2 separate regions of the Homo sapiens genome follow, and region 2 is linked to region 1. Evidence: chromatin loops called from intact Hi-C (ENCODE). Cell type or tissue: endothelial cell of umbilical vein. All regions are shown on one strand.

Region 1 (8,000 bases):
TACACTCATTCAGTGTAATACTACTTAAAAATAAAAACAAACTATTGATAATGCAACAATGTGGACGAATCTCTCAAAAAAATAATGTCGAGTGAAAGAAGCCAGACAAGGCCTGGCACGGTGGCTCAGGCCTGTAATCCCAGCACTTTGGGAGGCCAAGGTGGGCGGATCACCTGAGGTCAGGAGATTGAGACCAGCCTGGCCAACATGGTGAAACCCCATCTCTACTAAAAATACAAAGTTAGCTGGATGTAGTGGCACGTGCCTGTAATTCCAGCTACTCAGGAGGTTGAGGCAGGAGAATCATTTGAACCCGGGAGGCGGAGGCTGCAGTGAGCCGAGATGGCACTCCAGCCTGGGCAAAACAGAGTAAGACTCTGTCTCAAAAACAAAAAACAAAAAACAAAACCAAAGCCAGACAAGAGTACAAATTGACTGTATGGCCTGCATTTATCTAAAATTCTATGAAATGGAAAGCTACCCATATGACAGAAAGATCTGTGGTTGGAGAGAATGGAAGTAGTGTGGAGGAGGAACCACAAAGAGGAAACTTTGGAGGGTGATAGATACATTCACCATCTTCCTTGTAGAAGTGGTTTCAGGGAGGTATACACATCAAAACTTATCAAATTGTACACTTTATTTTTATTTTTTTGAGACAGAGTCTAGGAGTCTCGCTCTGTCGCCCAGGCTGGAGTGCAACGTTGCGATCTAGGCTTACCGCAACTTCTGCCTCCCGGGTTCAAGCGATTCTCCTGCCTCAGCCTCCCGAGTAGCTGGGACTTCAGGCGCGTGCCGCTACACCCGGCTAATTTTTGTATTTTAAGTAGAGATGGGGTTTCACCATGTTGGCCAGGCTGGTCTCAAACTCCTGACCTCGTGATCCGCCCACCTCGGCCTCCCAAAGTGCTGGGGTTACAGGCGTGAGCCACCGCACCTGGCCAATAATTGTACACTTTAAATATGTGCAGTTTATTTTGTCAATTATACCTCAATAAAGTTGTTTGTGAGATGTCCCTCTTAAGTTTGAAAAGCAGACAAGACTAAAAACTCACTGAAGTATCTAAAGCACAAGGCAACTACAATTACTTCTGGAGATAACTGACAATCAAGGTTCTTTTCTAGTATGATAGTTTATCTGAACAAAACATTACTATGAGAAATGCGAAGTCATAAAAATAAAAAATAGAAACGACATTTTTGTCCCCCTGGTAATCATGCCATTTCCTCTTGTCTGTGCAGTAGCGCTATATCATAATCTTTTTAGTGCTCTATTCAATTTGGTTTTCTAAAGAGAGAAATAACCTTGTTGTACTTTTCCTGAACTAGAGTGCTCTTTTATGTACAAGAAGCCCAATCCCTGGTGTGAGTATACTTGTGTGGGTCTGTAGAAAGCTACACTCTATCTATAAATTTTAGCAAATGCTGTTATTTATTTTGGGATTTTTGTAGTCGGGACTCAGCGGAGACACTAGAAACAAATTATAAGTTTCTAGAAACCATACCTTCTGCAAGATGAACGCTGTATAGTTTTCCTAAATATGTGATTCAGTAATCACATTTTTCATTTAGATTTTCCACTTACTGTTTTAAAACAAAGAATTGCTATACCATACAGTCTACAAAACTGGTAATTTTCAATTTCCTCATTAAAGATTCTTCACTCTTTTTTAGAAAACACGAGAAAGTTTTATTTCCCAACTCTCCCACTACCCATGTTTATTTTCATAGCTCTTTTATTCGGTCATTATTCCCATTCTGCAGACGGGGAGGCGCACATACGTTTTTCTGCACAGTACAGAGGGGCAAGAAAGAAGGAACTCTCAACTTTTCAGTTCCATTTTGAGAAACGATCACATTGAACTCCCGAGAAGCGGCAGCTGAGCGAGAGCAGCAGCATTTCTCCCCGTGTTGGGTGTGGGTCAGGAGAGAGGCGCGCTTCCGCGGGAGACAGGGGGAGTCAGGTGGCAGCGGCGCTGGAGCCCGAGCGGCGCGGCGGGGGCGCGCCTCCCTCCGGCCGGCGCGGGGACGCTGCCCCCGCGCACGCGAGTCCGGCAACCCCGGGCTCCCGCGCCGCGCGGCGATCCGCGGGTGCGGCAGGGGCGCCCCGGCGCTCTAGTCTCTTCCCTCGCGCGCTCGCTCCTTCCCCATGCCCCCACCCCCCAGCCCCTGGCAGGTCCCTCCCCCAAGCCTGCTCCCGCGGCCGCCGCTGCCGCCGCCGCCGCCGCCGCCGCTACCGGAGGCGCAGGAGCCTCGCGATAGTGTTTGCACAGGCGGCGCGTGACGCCGCCGCCGCCTGTAACTGATGCAGAGGTTACCCCACCGCCTCAGCCGCCACCCACAGCCCGCCGCCGCCGCCTCCCGGGCGACGCCGGGGGCCGACGCACTGCAGAGGTGCCGGCAGGTTCCGCCCGCGGAAGTGTCCTCGGCCGGCGCAGCCCGCGCTCCGCCCGCGCTCCGACCCCGGCCCGGCTGGCACCCCCTCGACGCCTCCGCCGCCGCGCTCCTTTCCTCCTCCTCTCCTCTGGCGCGCCCGCTCGCTCCCTCGCTTCTCCCCCTTTCCCTCCTCCCTGTCCCCTCTCCTTCCCTCACCTCTTTCCTCCCCACCTCCCCTCTTCTCGGTTTCCTCCCCCATCCCCTTGACTCTCCCCTCCCAGCCCTCGCTCTCTCGCTCGCCCTCAGCGCGGCCCCCGCCATGACGGAGGCGGGTGCCGGTGCCGTTGCCGCCGCTGCCGTCGCAGGGGGGGAGTCGGGTTCCCAGAAAGTAGCTTGATGAGTGTCCAAAGTAGCAGTGGAAGTTTGGAGGGGCCGCCATCTTGGTCCCAGCTCTCCACGTCTCCAACCCCGGGCTCGGCGGCGGCGGCCAGGTCCCTGCTGAATCACACGCCGCCATCCGGGAGGCCCAGGGAAGGTAAGCACCGCCGCGCCCGCGCCCGCTCGCGGGCCTCCTCTCCCGCGCCGCGGACCCCCGCGCCCCCCCCCCGCCCCCCCCGCCCCGGGGCTTCTCCGCCAGACCCTGGGGTGGGGGATGGTGGCGAGGTGGACGCGAGGCCGCCCGGCTCCCCGGCTCTGGGGAGGTAGTGCCCTGGCTGTGGATGGTGGTTCGCGGGTGGCGGAGGAGACGGACGAGGGGGTGCGCGCTGGTGGGGACGGGGCGAGGCGCATAGACTCGCCTGGGGTTCCTGGGAGCCAGTCCTGCGAGGGTGGGAAGCCTCCCCCCAGACGCGAGCCCCTTTCTGCTCCATTTGCCAGTACACTCAGTACTCTTAACCTCCTGGCCTCCGGTCTCTGGTGGGTTTTCCCTCCCGCTGGAGCCTTCGTCCTCGAGCCCCCTCCCCTTCTCCCGCGCACTCCTCCCATAGAGGCGGTCCCCACTTTGCGAGCTTTGCTGCCCGGGACCTGGAGGATGCCCCTCGCTTGCTGGGTTTCTCCTTTGGGGAGAGACGCTGAAATTATCTGGGCAGACTTTGATCCCCTGTGTGGCCCCCTAGAGCAATTTAAACGACAGACTGACTCGTGGGCAGGCTTTTAAAACCGCCCCTCCAGATGGTTGCAACTTTCTCTCCTTCGCCGTTGCTTCCTGCGTGTTTGTGCGTTATATTCTCTGCTGCAAGTAGGCTACTGTTCTTCTGTGACAGGGTCGTGGGTTTTGTGGGAAATATCTGCGTAAAGGTTATTGCAAACACGCACCAAATCGGTTACAATTGTTTTCTAAGTTTTCTGGCTTCTTGCAAGCAAGTGGGCTGCCACCAGATGTAGCAGTTACACAGCTTGTAAGGCACCGGCGTGCTTTTGACTAAAATTTCAACTTGCTGTATCTAAGTATACAACATAAAATGAAATTTGGGAGAAAACACATTTATGGGGAATGAATAAATGTGCATGGAATGTCTTTTAACGCTCTTTAGTCTGGAAAAAGCTTAGCGGTATTCATCCGCAATTGGTAGACGGGCTGTTCACTCCTAGTTGTCGCACACGAGGAGATAGGCACATTTTCAAATGTCTGGAAGTTCAACCGTCTAGTGAATGTTTTAAAGAAATCAAGAGCTTCGATTTATGTAGGAATCGGTGCGAGTACTTTATTTTGAAAATATCTGTCGATATTTGCTAGTCAGAGCCTTGACAAGTGTTAATCAAGTGTTTTGTGCCCTGAATCCAGTGGTTCAGGCATAGCATTCTTTGTCATTTTGTTCCTGTGAGCATGTGTGAAAGTGACAATAGGCTTAAAGATTGGCATGAATATGCTCTAGAAAATTCACGGAAAGCTTTGATTTATGGGATCCATTAAACATGCGGAATACATTGACAGACGTTTCCCCCTTTCATCTTATCCCAACGCTGAGCTTTCATTGTTAGAATATAGAAGTTTATTTATTAAATGACTAGAAATTTAGTATATCTGGTGATTCTTTTGCACTTGAAAATTTTTAAATGAACGGTTTAAAATGTATTTCATAGAGAAGTTGATGCTTGCTTTTAGCATGCTTTTACTTTTGTTTGTAGTTTCATTAAGATGTTTAATGTTAGTGTTATGAGTTTAAAAAGACCATTTTATTGTTTCTTGTTTAAGGCTATATCATCATTCATTCATTCATTCATTCATTCGTTTCTCGAATATTTATTGAGCCATTACTGTGAGCCAGGCCGTGAACTGGATACTGAGGACATAGTGTTGAATTATCTCTTGATATCTGTTATCAGTATTGGGAATTTGGGAGACAAAACATCTAGATTGTGAGTTTCTGAGGTTACTTCAACTTAAAAACATTCTGCACTTTTCCTGATGTTTGAAAATTTGGAGGGGTTGGAATCATTTAGCTTGAACTTCCAAATAACCATAATTTTTTCCGGCAGTTTAGATTACAGTGGGTTTTTATGTAACCTAAAGTAGTGAGTTTCTGTTAATTCATGAAATCATAGGACAGGCTTTTGTGAAAGTTACACTTCACACCGAGTACCTGTATAGCTACAGGGGGATATTTCTTTTTGACCAACCAGCATGCAAGTTGAAACTATTAATCCTCTCTAGGGTTATATTCATTTTGAAGCTTGGCGATGTGTTCTCAGATTTCACTAACGCTAACAGGAATATGAAGCCCTGAGTGTCAAAATGGAGATGATTTCTATTGAGCGAAATCTCAGTTTTTATTTTAAGTGTTTAGCACCTTTTCCAGGTATACATGTTAGTACATTATATAAATTGATGAAGTTTTAGAAAGCTTTTTAACTGCTAGTTACTGCTAGTAAGAACCGTTAATATTAATGGAACTTGAATGTATTGTATGTATCACGGTGAAAACTAACTTTGTTTCTTGAAAAATTGAGTCAGTTTAACATATAGTAATAGAATAATTGAAACTTAAAAGAGATACACATGTATGTGAACTTACATAAATATTCTATGTGATGAACTCCTTTTAGGCAGACTTAACTTTGAAAATGGGTTATTTTTAAAAATATGCCATAAGCATCTGTAAAAGTTACTTATTTTGAAGTTTTGACATTTGAAACCACAAACCTAAGATTATGATCTGATTATTTTTGATGCTGTATGTTGTAGTTTTGTTTCTTTTTACCTTATTACCATTATCATATTCACATAGTTTTATCACAAATAAAATACAGCTCTATAAGATTTGGGAATCTATTAGAATTTAGGAAATTATGTGATAAATATAGTATAGATTTCTTTCCCTCGGGTCCCAAAGCTTTTCGCTTGTCAGTCTTGTGGTTCTGTTAGAGGAGTTCAGCGATGTAGCTCTAGATTTTCTGTTGAATCTTTTAAACCTATAATCTCCATCCCATTTTGTCTTCTATAATCCTGTGATTAAGGGAGTGACGAGTTAAAAAGGTTTTCAAGTAAAGGCCAGTTTTGCTTTGTTGAAGTCTAGGAACCTAGTGTCATATTGGCTAGATAAGTAGTTGGGTTTTTTTGCATATCAGTACATGGGTACTTTTGAATGGGTTATTGCTGAGAATCAGATGATTGATTATATAGAACACTTGCATTTTCTTTCCTGCTCCAACCTGCCAATTATAAATAATTTGCTTTACTTTTTTGTAAATAGTGAAAGCTTGGTCAAAAAGATTGTATGGGCCAGGAGTGGTGGCTCAAGCCTGTAATCCCAGCACTTTGGGAGGCCTAGGCAGGTGGATTGCTTGAGCTCAGGAGTTCAAGACCAGCCTGGACAACATGGTGAAACCCTGTCTCTACAAAAAATAGAAAAATTAGCTGGGCATGGTTCAGGAGGCTGAGTTGGGAGGATTGCTTGAGCCTGGGAGGTGGAGGCTGCGGTAAGCCTAGATAGCGTCATTGCATTCCAGCCTGGGTGACAGAGTGAGATACTTTCTCAAAAAAAAGATGGCATGATAGTTCGATTAAACTGTAAACTTCCTCTGTTTCCATATTTAAAGACTGCATTCCTTAGAAGAATTAAAGTAATTGACTTCAGATGATTTAGTAATGAGATGTTAAAAACGAAGGTGTACCAGATGGCCCTGTAGGCCTTTAATTTTTTGAAATCACTAGCTGGAGGAGGACAGGGTTATGTGTTTAAGGATTCTAGCTCATGAATAGATATGTGACAGATGTCTCCTTTACAATGGCACATTTACATATTAGAGGAGAGAGATAAAAGAGAGAAACCAGAACGGAGGTTTGAAAATCTTATGAGAAATAGACTATGCTTTAGCCTTTTGGCCTCAGGGCCTCTTTACTCTCTTAACAATTATTGAGGACCCCAAGAGATTTAGGTTTATGTAGATTATATCTACTAATATTTGCTCTTTTAGAAATTAAATGACAATTTCAAATATATTTATTAATTTAAACTGTGTTGTAAATAGAATTTTTTATGAAGAATAAATATGTCCTAAAACCAAAGAAACTAGACCAGTGGCATTGTTTTATATTTTTGCAAATCACCTTGATTTCTGGCTTACTTGGAGAAGACAGCTGGATTTTTTGTCTGCCTTCAGTCTGTTATGATGTTTTGGTTGAGATATGTGAAGAGAATCCAGCTTCATGTAGATATATGGTTGGAAAAGGAAAGAGTGAGTATTCTTCTTTGGTATTACATCAAAATTCAACAAGTGGCAGTTTTTTGTTTTTTGTTTTTTAAGTTACTGACAATGTGAAAGCATATTGTATTCCAAAAATGTCTCTAGGACCTACAGGAAGTCTATGGAAGATACATTTAAAGAAGAGACTAACGGTTGGGAGACGTGATAGCTGTCTCCAGGTATTTAAGAAACTTGGATTTCAGTAAATAGGATTTAAAAACCTGTTAATTTTAATAAATAGGAGGGAGAATAGATCCATTCTCCTGCTTTAGAAGGCAGACCAACGGGTGAAAATTAGGAAGACATTGAGGTCAGTCTAATTTTTTACCAGAATGTAAGAACTGTATGACAACTAGACTTGGAACAGTGGAACAGTGGAGCAACAATGGAACTCGCAACAGCTAACAACAATGGAAAGAAGTAGTTAGTTTTGAGAATTTAAAGTGGACTACAGGGACATATTTTTTGGGGAGGTGGAGATAAATTCTGTAGATTCTTACGATGAGTGCTATTGGATTAGTGACTTAAGGCTTCATCCAATTTAAAAATGTAAACATTCTGTGATTTTTTAAAAATCCCTAAATATAGTTAAACTATACTTATATATATTCATTAACGTTTTTGAATGTTCTTGCAAGTCAGTAGTATGAAACTACTGTTGTTGTTGACTTTATTACTATTTTGCATTTTTATTGTGCTTTTCCTCTGAGGATTTTTCTGTCTTTTCTTGTGTCAGCAAGATCAGTCTTCATGAAATCTTGCTAAATTCCCTGTGAAATATAATAAGCTTAAGACATTTTAGAGAACCAAATGCTGTTTATGATACAGTTTAGTAGAGTTGTAATATATTTCAGCACAGAATTTTAGAATACTATGGGGGCTGATTTTCAATTTTGTAAGAGAAATTATGAGCATAGTTTATATAGTCTTTTATTTGT
Region 2 (8,000 bases), 240 kb before region 1:
GGGGGACTGTTCCTGAAGAGCAAGGGATGGAGATCTATTATAATGACTTTCAGAAGATTAACATAAGATGGTGGACGGGAGTCCATGTTTTAGCTTTTGTCAATACTAAAAGCTTTCTCTTTCATAGGCATTTGTGGCCTTGTGGTTTTGGCCACACTGTAAGAGCCTCTCGTTCAAAGCAGTAGTTCCTTCTCATTGTTACAGTGTTTACTGTTTTTGTTACTAGGTGAGATGGGTTAAAAAAAAAACTTAGAAGGCCTCATTCCTAACCAGTACCTCCTATCTGTCTTCTCCCTCCCCTGTTTCTTTCCATTTCCCCCCCGCTTTTAGAGTCCGGGTCTTGCCCTGTCACCTAGGCATGATCAAGGCTCACTGCAGCCTCAAAATCCTGGGCTCAAGTGATCCTCCCACCTCAGCCTCCCAAGTTGCTGGGTCCCTCCCCTTGTTTCTTTTAAACCCAGACTCTAGCCACTTTAAGTCCATCAGCTCCTCCAATTCCTTCTACCCTCCTCTTCCCTCTCTATTATTTTTTTCCCAGTCAGCATGGGCTTACTCTGTGGTTACTAGTTATATTTTCCTTCACTTCCACCATCTTAAATCACCATTGCTTTCCATACTACAAGCCTAAATAGTCCTAATCCAGATCAAACCAAATATTTCGCCCCACAAACTAGGTAGTAGAGGAAATCAATAACTGCCCTATCAGTTAGGTTACTTTTGGTAGCAGATAACAGAAAACTCAGATGGCTTAAACAATTAAGAAATGTATTGGCTCGATAACTGAAAAAAAAAAAAGAGGAATTTAATCCAACTACTTAACAATGGGACTTATGAACCTCTTTTTAGCTTCCTAGTTTTCTTGCCTCATAGTTGGCTTCATCCTATATTTGTACCATGCATACCTAACGTTAGGCCCACTCATGGCTCCAAGGTGGCTTTTGTTATGGACTGCATTGTGTCCCCCTAAATTCATATGCTGAAGGCCTACCCCACAATGTGACTTTATTTAGAGATGGGCCTTTATGGAGGTAATAAAGATCAAGTGAGGTCTTAGGAGTGAGGCCCTAATTCAATAGAACTGGTGTCCTTATAAAAAGAGGAGAAGATATCTCTCCCTCTGCGAATGCACAGAGGCCATTGGAGGACACAATGAGAAGGTGGCTGTCTACAAGCCAGGAACCAAATCAGCCAGCACTTTGATATGGGACTTCTAGCCTCCAGACCTGTGAGAAAATAAAATTTCTGTTGTTTAAGCAACCTAGTCTATGATATTTTGTTGTGGCAGCCCAAGCTGACCAATATAGCTTTCAACAGCTTTGGGGCTGTTGAAAAAGCCCCTCTTTCATACATAACAGGTGCTTCCTCTTTCATACCTAATAGGTATTAAAAATTATCTTTGTTCCCAGATCTCTAGCAGTAAAACAGAAAGGTACTCTGTTGGACAGGTTTGGCCACATGCCCACTTCCTAACCAATCACTATGCCCAGAGGTATAGAAGTGTGCCGATTGGCTTAGCATAGGGTATATGTTCACCTCTGGCTTCAATCATGTCCACTCTGGCCTCTCAGAAAATGTACAGATTTCAAGTCCATGAGCTATGGGAAGTAGGGAGTGAATACTTGAGAGACAACCAATAAATAACCACTAATTTGAGCTGCATCTTTAGATAGGCAACTTATGTTCATTGACATTCTTTTATTCAAATGTTGTTAGTGTCCTTTCCCATTTTTTTTCTGTTCCTCCTTTTCTCATGCCCCCTACCTTACAGCCTCTTACTTCACGAAGAAGAGCTCATTGGGAAAGGAGTGTCTTAGCCATCTTCTCTTCTACTACAAACTCACCTGTTCTTACTCTTCAGAGCATAAAGTTGTTCTAGATACCTCACATAGCTGATGTGTTTTCTGTGTACTTATTTCCCCTTTCTTTGGCCTACTTATTCTCAAAACTTGTTTTGTCAGCAATTTTCTTTTTTCAGTATCTTCAGTCTTTGTGTGTGTGTGTTCTCTCATCCTACAATGATACTCAAGAATCTTTGCAGCTTAACAAATACCCTTCTTTCACCTACATGATCCCTCAAAATACAGCCCAACTTCTCTCCTTTTCTCTCCTCTGCCTGTCAGTCATCTACATTCATTACCTCCTTTACTCCAGTGACTTATATATTGATTAAACTGTTTTCTGCTGGCAGAGCCAGGTTTCAAATCACCTTGATAAAGGTCATCACTGATTTCCTACATTTCTAAAACCAATTGTTTATTTTTGGCTTCTTTTAATATTCTTTAGTATTGAGTCCCATAAACTAACCCCTCTTCTTCCTAAATATCAGTATTACCATTAGTTCCATCTGCCCTATTTTTTTTTCTTGATCAGTCCCTCTCGACTTCAGCCACCACCTGTAAAACCAGGACTTGATTCCCAGATACACATCTCTAGCACCTACCACTCACATGAATTCATTTCTAAGTACCTATTGGGGCTATCCATTTGAATATATTGTAGGATCCTTAAAGTTTGTCATGTGCAAATTGAACTCATTATCTTCCCTTCCCTACCTTCATCCCACCATTATCTAGCCTTTTTGCCTGTGTGTATGAACTCTGTTTTGAATACCATCAACATCTACTCAGCCATGCAAGCCAGAAACCTTGTCTCCTGTTTCACTGCACACAACTTTTACATCTAGTCATTGCAAGAAATTCATTGATTCTCCCTCTGAAGTGTGACTTGAATATGTGCCCTCGTTGATACTCATGGCCACTGTTTTCTTTAGCTGTCATGATCTAATAGTCTTAGTGTGTAGCCCTGGGCCTCTTTCTCTTCTCATTAATTCTGTATCTGAGTGGTTCTCAATCCTCAATGTACACCAAGATTGTATGGGGAGATTTTAAATGCTACACATGCCCTGGTCCCAGAACTTTGATTTTCATTGATCAGTCATCGGTAGTATAAGGCCATTATAATATATATAAATACATTTTGTAAGTCTTTATAATCTTTATAAATAATGTCTCCCATTATCCATGGTTTCACTTTCCATGGTTCATTTACCCACTGTCAACCATAGTCTGAAAATATTACATGGAAAATTCCAGAAATAAACAAGGCAGAAGTTTTAGACTGCATGCCATTCTGAATAGCATGATGAAGTGTCACACCATCTCACTCTGTCCTGCCCAGGAAGTGAATCACTCTTTTGTCCAGTGTATCCACTCTATAAATTCTAACTACCCGGTAGTCATCATCTGCTCCTGACAGCCAGCCATTGACACCGTCATGGCTCCATGATCCAGGATTACCTGAAGCAGCTGATCGTCCTTCAGATGTAGGTCAATAGTAGCTTAACACTATGTCACGATGCCTGCATCATTCACCTCACTGCATCTTATCACGTAGGCATTTTATCATCTCACATCAACACAGGAAGGGTTAATACAGTATAATAAGATATTTTGAGAGAGAGGGAGAGACTATATTCACATAACTTATTGTATATTGTTACAAGTGTTCTGTTTTATTAGTTATTGCTAATCTCTTAAGCCTAATTTGTAAGTTAAACTATCATATATATATATATATATATATATATATATATATATATATATATATATGAGAAAGCATAGTATGTATAGGGTTTGTTACTATTCACAGTTTCAGGCATCCACTAGGGATCTTGGAACCTATCCCCTGCAGACAGGATGAGGAGGGGACCACTGAACAGATCTCATCATCTTGCTCTCTTATTTAAAATTCTGTTTGTTGCATTGCCTATGAGAAAATATTCAAACTGCTTAATTTGGTGTACATGAAGATTCCTATCTGGCCTCTGCCTAACTTTCCAGCCTTATAACCACCTCCCCACCCCACCTGTCTGCCCCTCACATCATAGTCTGTAGTCATACAAAATTATTTTGTTTTACATTTTTAATTTTAGAACACTTTTAGATTTATGAAGAAATTGTGAAGTTAGTATAGAGAGGTTCCATATAGTCCATACCCCGTCTCCCTTGTTAGTAACAGATTCGTATGGTACATTTGTTACAGTTAATGAACCAATATTGATACATTATTGTTAACTAAAGTCCATATTTTATTCACATTTCCTTACTTTTTACCTAATGACTTTTTTGAGTTCCAGGATTCCATCCAGGATACCACATTACATGTAGTCATCGTGTCTCCTTATTTTGCTTGGCTCTGGCAGTTTCTCAGACTTTCTTTGTTTTTGATGACCTTGACAGTTTGGGGAGTATTAGTCATATTTTATAGAATGTCTGTCAACTGGGGTTTATCTGATAGTTTTCTTATGATTAGACTGAAGTTATGGGGGTTGGGGAAGAAGAACATAGAGGTAAAGTGCTGTTTTTGTCACATCATATCAAGAATACATGCTATCAGCACTATCACTGTTCGTGTTAACCTTGATCACCTGGCTGAGGAAGTCTTTGTGAAGTTACTCCGCTGCAGAGTTATTTTTCCCCCTTTCCACACTGAACTCTTTTAGAAAGAAGTCACTATGTGCTGCCCACACTTAATGAGGAGTTATGTTCCACTTCCTTAAGGGAAGAGTATTTATTTACATAAATTATTCAGGACTATTTGCATGGACGATTTCTCTCTTCTCCCTCATTTATTTGTTTATTTAATCATTTATATCAGTATGGATACATGGATATTTATTTTATACTTTGGGTTGTAATCCAAAACTACTTTTTATTTTGTTGCTCAGAGTATTCTAGCTTTGGCCATTGGCTACACGTTCAGTTGGCTCCTGTGTCCTTTTGACAATACCCTCAGCACTGTAGGTTTTTTTGGTTTTTCGGGTGTATGTGTGTGCACTTCCTTACTTTCTGGCACTATAAGATGCTCTAGGCTCATGTTATATTCTCTGCCTCAATCCTAGAATCAGCCAGTTCTCCAAGCAGCCATGGTTCTGTTTTATTAGAGAATGGTTAGAAACGAAGATCTGGGTACTGGGTGTGCTTGTTGCCACCGGGATGTGATGACTTCTAGGCCCTCTCAGATGACAGAGTAAGGAAATATATGTGTGTATACTAATGAATGTATACATACATATCTACAGATATTTCTATATATAACGTATGTATATTAAGCTAAATATGAGTGCATACAAATGACTCGCATTCTAAGTCATTACCATATAGATTATTCTAGCCTTTTCTTCTCCCTTGTTTGTAACCTCCCACTCCAACAATGAGAAACCTGGCTTCTGCCAAGTATCACCTACTTCCTAATTGTTCAATTCTGATTTCCTTGTATACTGATTTCAGAATTGTTAACCCTTTATCAACTAGAGTACAGTGCTTATTACCATTCCTATTGCCTTCAGTTTTATAGGCACCATTCATATCCAGAATTATTTAGGTCAGCACCTTTTTCTATATTATTTTTATTCTCTGAATATTCCATGTTTTCACACCTGTTTAATCTTTATTTGTGCTAATCCTCCTGCCTGAAATTCCCTGGCTTTTACCCTTCTCTCCGTGGAATGTTACTCATTCTTCTATACCCAGCACAAATATTGCCTCTACCAGAAAGCTTCTCAGAGCCACCACTAGTAGACTTAATCTTTCATTCCTCTGTGCTCCAATAGCATTTTGTACTTACCTTTACTATATATCATGTCAGGATTCTTTGTTTGCATCTCTTTCTTCTTCACTTAATGGTAATTCTTGAGAGCAGAAACCAAATGGATTTGTCTCTGAAATCCCAGGACTTAACAATAATACATATTACGTAACAGAAAACCTAATAGTGGCTAAAATACAAAAGGATTTACTTTTTTCACCTAGCAAGAAGTCAGAGATAGACTATCATTGGTTTACCTGTTCAATGATGCCATCAAGAATCCAGGCTTTTTTCCTTCTTCCGTACATAGAAGTCTAAATGTGAAATGCCAGGTAAATAAGTTAAAACCAATTTCATTCTGGCCCAGTATAATGTGTTTGGAGACAACGTCCAGAGAAATAAGAATAGTTCAGATATTTTGGATTGAGATGGCTTTGAGATGAGCTTACATTAAATCCCTTAGAGAAATAACTTCTGAGTCCCAGTTGCCTCTTTTTGTGTGAGTGAGTGTATCATGTAGCCACCATTCAGGGCAGTCATGGAGAACAAACGCTAAGCATGAAATTCCCATTTTGAAGCTGCAGAGTTACTGACGTCATAGTGTGATCAAAATGCTCTGCAAATACTTACTGTAATTATTGTTGTTGTTCTGTTCTTGCTAATAACCTTATTTATACCCTGAAATTATAATCATCCAAAGAAAGATTAAAACAAGATGCATGAGTTGCCTAAGCTGTTTGTCTGGCAGATGGTCACCCTCTGAGTTCGCTGAAATTGCCAGGGTTAATTGAAGCTTCAGTTTTCACTGCAGTGTAGTTGATACTTAAGTGTTTCTTACCTGTCAGCTTTTGCTCTCCAAAAAAGTACAACAGTAGCGCTTAATTTGTTCTCATTAATGCTAGCCTCTCAGGTAATGTTTAGTGCAACTTCATTCTAGATGATGTTTGCTTCCCAGCTTCCCAGCTGAGAAGAAATGCTAAACAGTTACAAAGGTGAAAACATGAACGTCTCACTAATTTACTTATTTAAAGGATACTCAGAACTCAGGAAACATTGAAGGGAAGTTAACTTTTACATGGTGGACTGGCATTTAGTGTATGGTTAATAGCAATTCCTCTCCCTGGGGTTGCAGTGAGCTGAGACAACTGGGAATCATCCTTGGGGAGTTTTACAAATAGTTTTTCCTAGAGCTAGCTAAGTGCTCCAAGGATAATCGTTATAGATTCACACAAACAGCAGTACTGTTTGCTCTATTTCTTTGGTGTTCCTCTAGTAGTATTAAAATGCAAGAAAGCAGTCTTAGGAACCATCTTAAAAAGCAATGGAACTAAGAAGCCGTTCTTTGCCTCTACTACTCAGCTCTGCAGAAGCAAACCGGTGAAAAGACGTGGGTGTTAAAATGTTACATTATTTAGGTGATGCAAGAGCCTTTTGTCTGCACCTTGAGGTTTGAGTACAGATTATACATATTGTTATGTATGGGTTCAGCACATATAGTAATATGACAAGCCAAATAAGAGAATGACTGTGCTTTCCTAAATCTGGGGACTGCTGACTACCAATGGCATTGCTTGCTATTTGATTAAGGCCCAAGAGAAAAACAGAGTTGAGAGATGAAGGGAGAGAAGGAATTCTGGGCCTCCTTAAATCAGTTACAACAAAATTAGCAACCCCATTAAAGACTGGGGAATCAGTAACATGATCCTTCTTGTATATGTGGTGTACAAAAGTAGAAGGCAAATGGGTGAATTATATGTATGTGAATAATAATGCTGTTCAAAAAAGCAAAAACAAAAACATCCAAAAAGGTAGAATGTGGATTCTTTAATTAGACTGCTTGGACTGGAATTGAATCTCTATCAATTTTTAGCTGGGTGACTTTAGGCCTGTTAGTTTACTTCGTCCTTTATAGGTTTTTTTCTTAAAATAGTACCCCTTGATAGGGAAATGGAAGCTAAATAAGATAATATACTGTATATAAGTGCTTAGGATAGGTCATCACACATGGTAAATATTTAACTTTTTTAAAAAAAAATGAAATTTACATGGAAGAGATATTGGAATTGGTGCTTTATTTCCTTTTATTTATTTATTTTTATTTTGAGATGAGGTCTCTCTATGTTGCCCAGGCTGATCTCAAACTCCTAGGCTCAAGCAATCCTCCTGCCTCAGCCTCCAAAAGTGCTGGGATTACAGGCATGAACCACTGTGCTCAGCCTTTACTTTCCAAAATATTTTTTCAATTTGCAAAATATACTATGGAGTCTTTCCTTTTATTAAAATCCTTCTTTAAAAAAAAGTATTACTCAAAACTATTGCTCCCCAAAAGCAAAATTTGCAGTTAAGAGGTATTTTGTCATGTGCATTACATACATTTTACCTATTCCTGTAGCATATGTTATAGTTTGTTGATA

The links. A loop is a pair of places that touch in the nucleus more often than their neighbours do. Peaks named below come from ENCODE experiments on the same cell type or tissue, not always from the same donor. Only the 100,000 strongest peaks of a DNase experiment are listed, where the experiment ranks them.
Region 2: it touches region 1 in a loop (5-fold over the local background); 67 of 110 quality-filtered maps call a loop at or near these places.

What each region holds. Positions count from the first base shown.
Region 1 is chr2:171,155,201-171,163,200 of GRCh38, reverse strand. TLK1 (tousled like kinase 1) reads left to right here and starts at 2,308. Exons shown (of 21, transcript NM_012290.5): 1 at 2,308-2,911. The coding sequence starts at 2,773. RefSeq lists silencers at 1,718-1,777, 1,908-2,627, 2,898-3,137 and an enhancer at 2,492-3,136. In endothelial cell of umbilical vein, a CTCF peak has its summit at 3,733 (motif pointing right); DNase peaks (open chromatin) are centred at 1,890, 2,320, 2,710 and 3,760; H3K4me3 peaks cover 3,182 bases; H3K27ac peaks cover 1,892 bases.
Region 2 is chr2:171,399,661-171,407,660 of GRCh38, reverse strand. The region is part of intron 1 of METTL8 (methyltransferase 8, tRNA N3-cytidine); the gene reads left to right. Among named protein-coding and RNA genes, the nearest start is that of METTL8, 30 kb to the left of the region's middle. RefSeq lists enhancers at 211-270, 1,098-1,197 and a silencer at 1,828-1,877. In endothelial cell of umbilical vein, no CTCF peak of the experiment used is centred here; DNase peaks (open chromatin) are centred at 3,180 and 4,250; H3K27ac peaks cover 2,532 bases.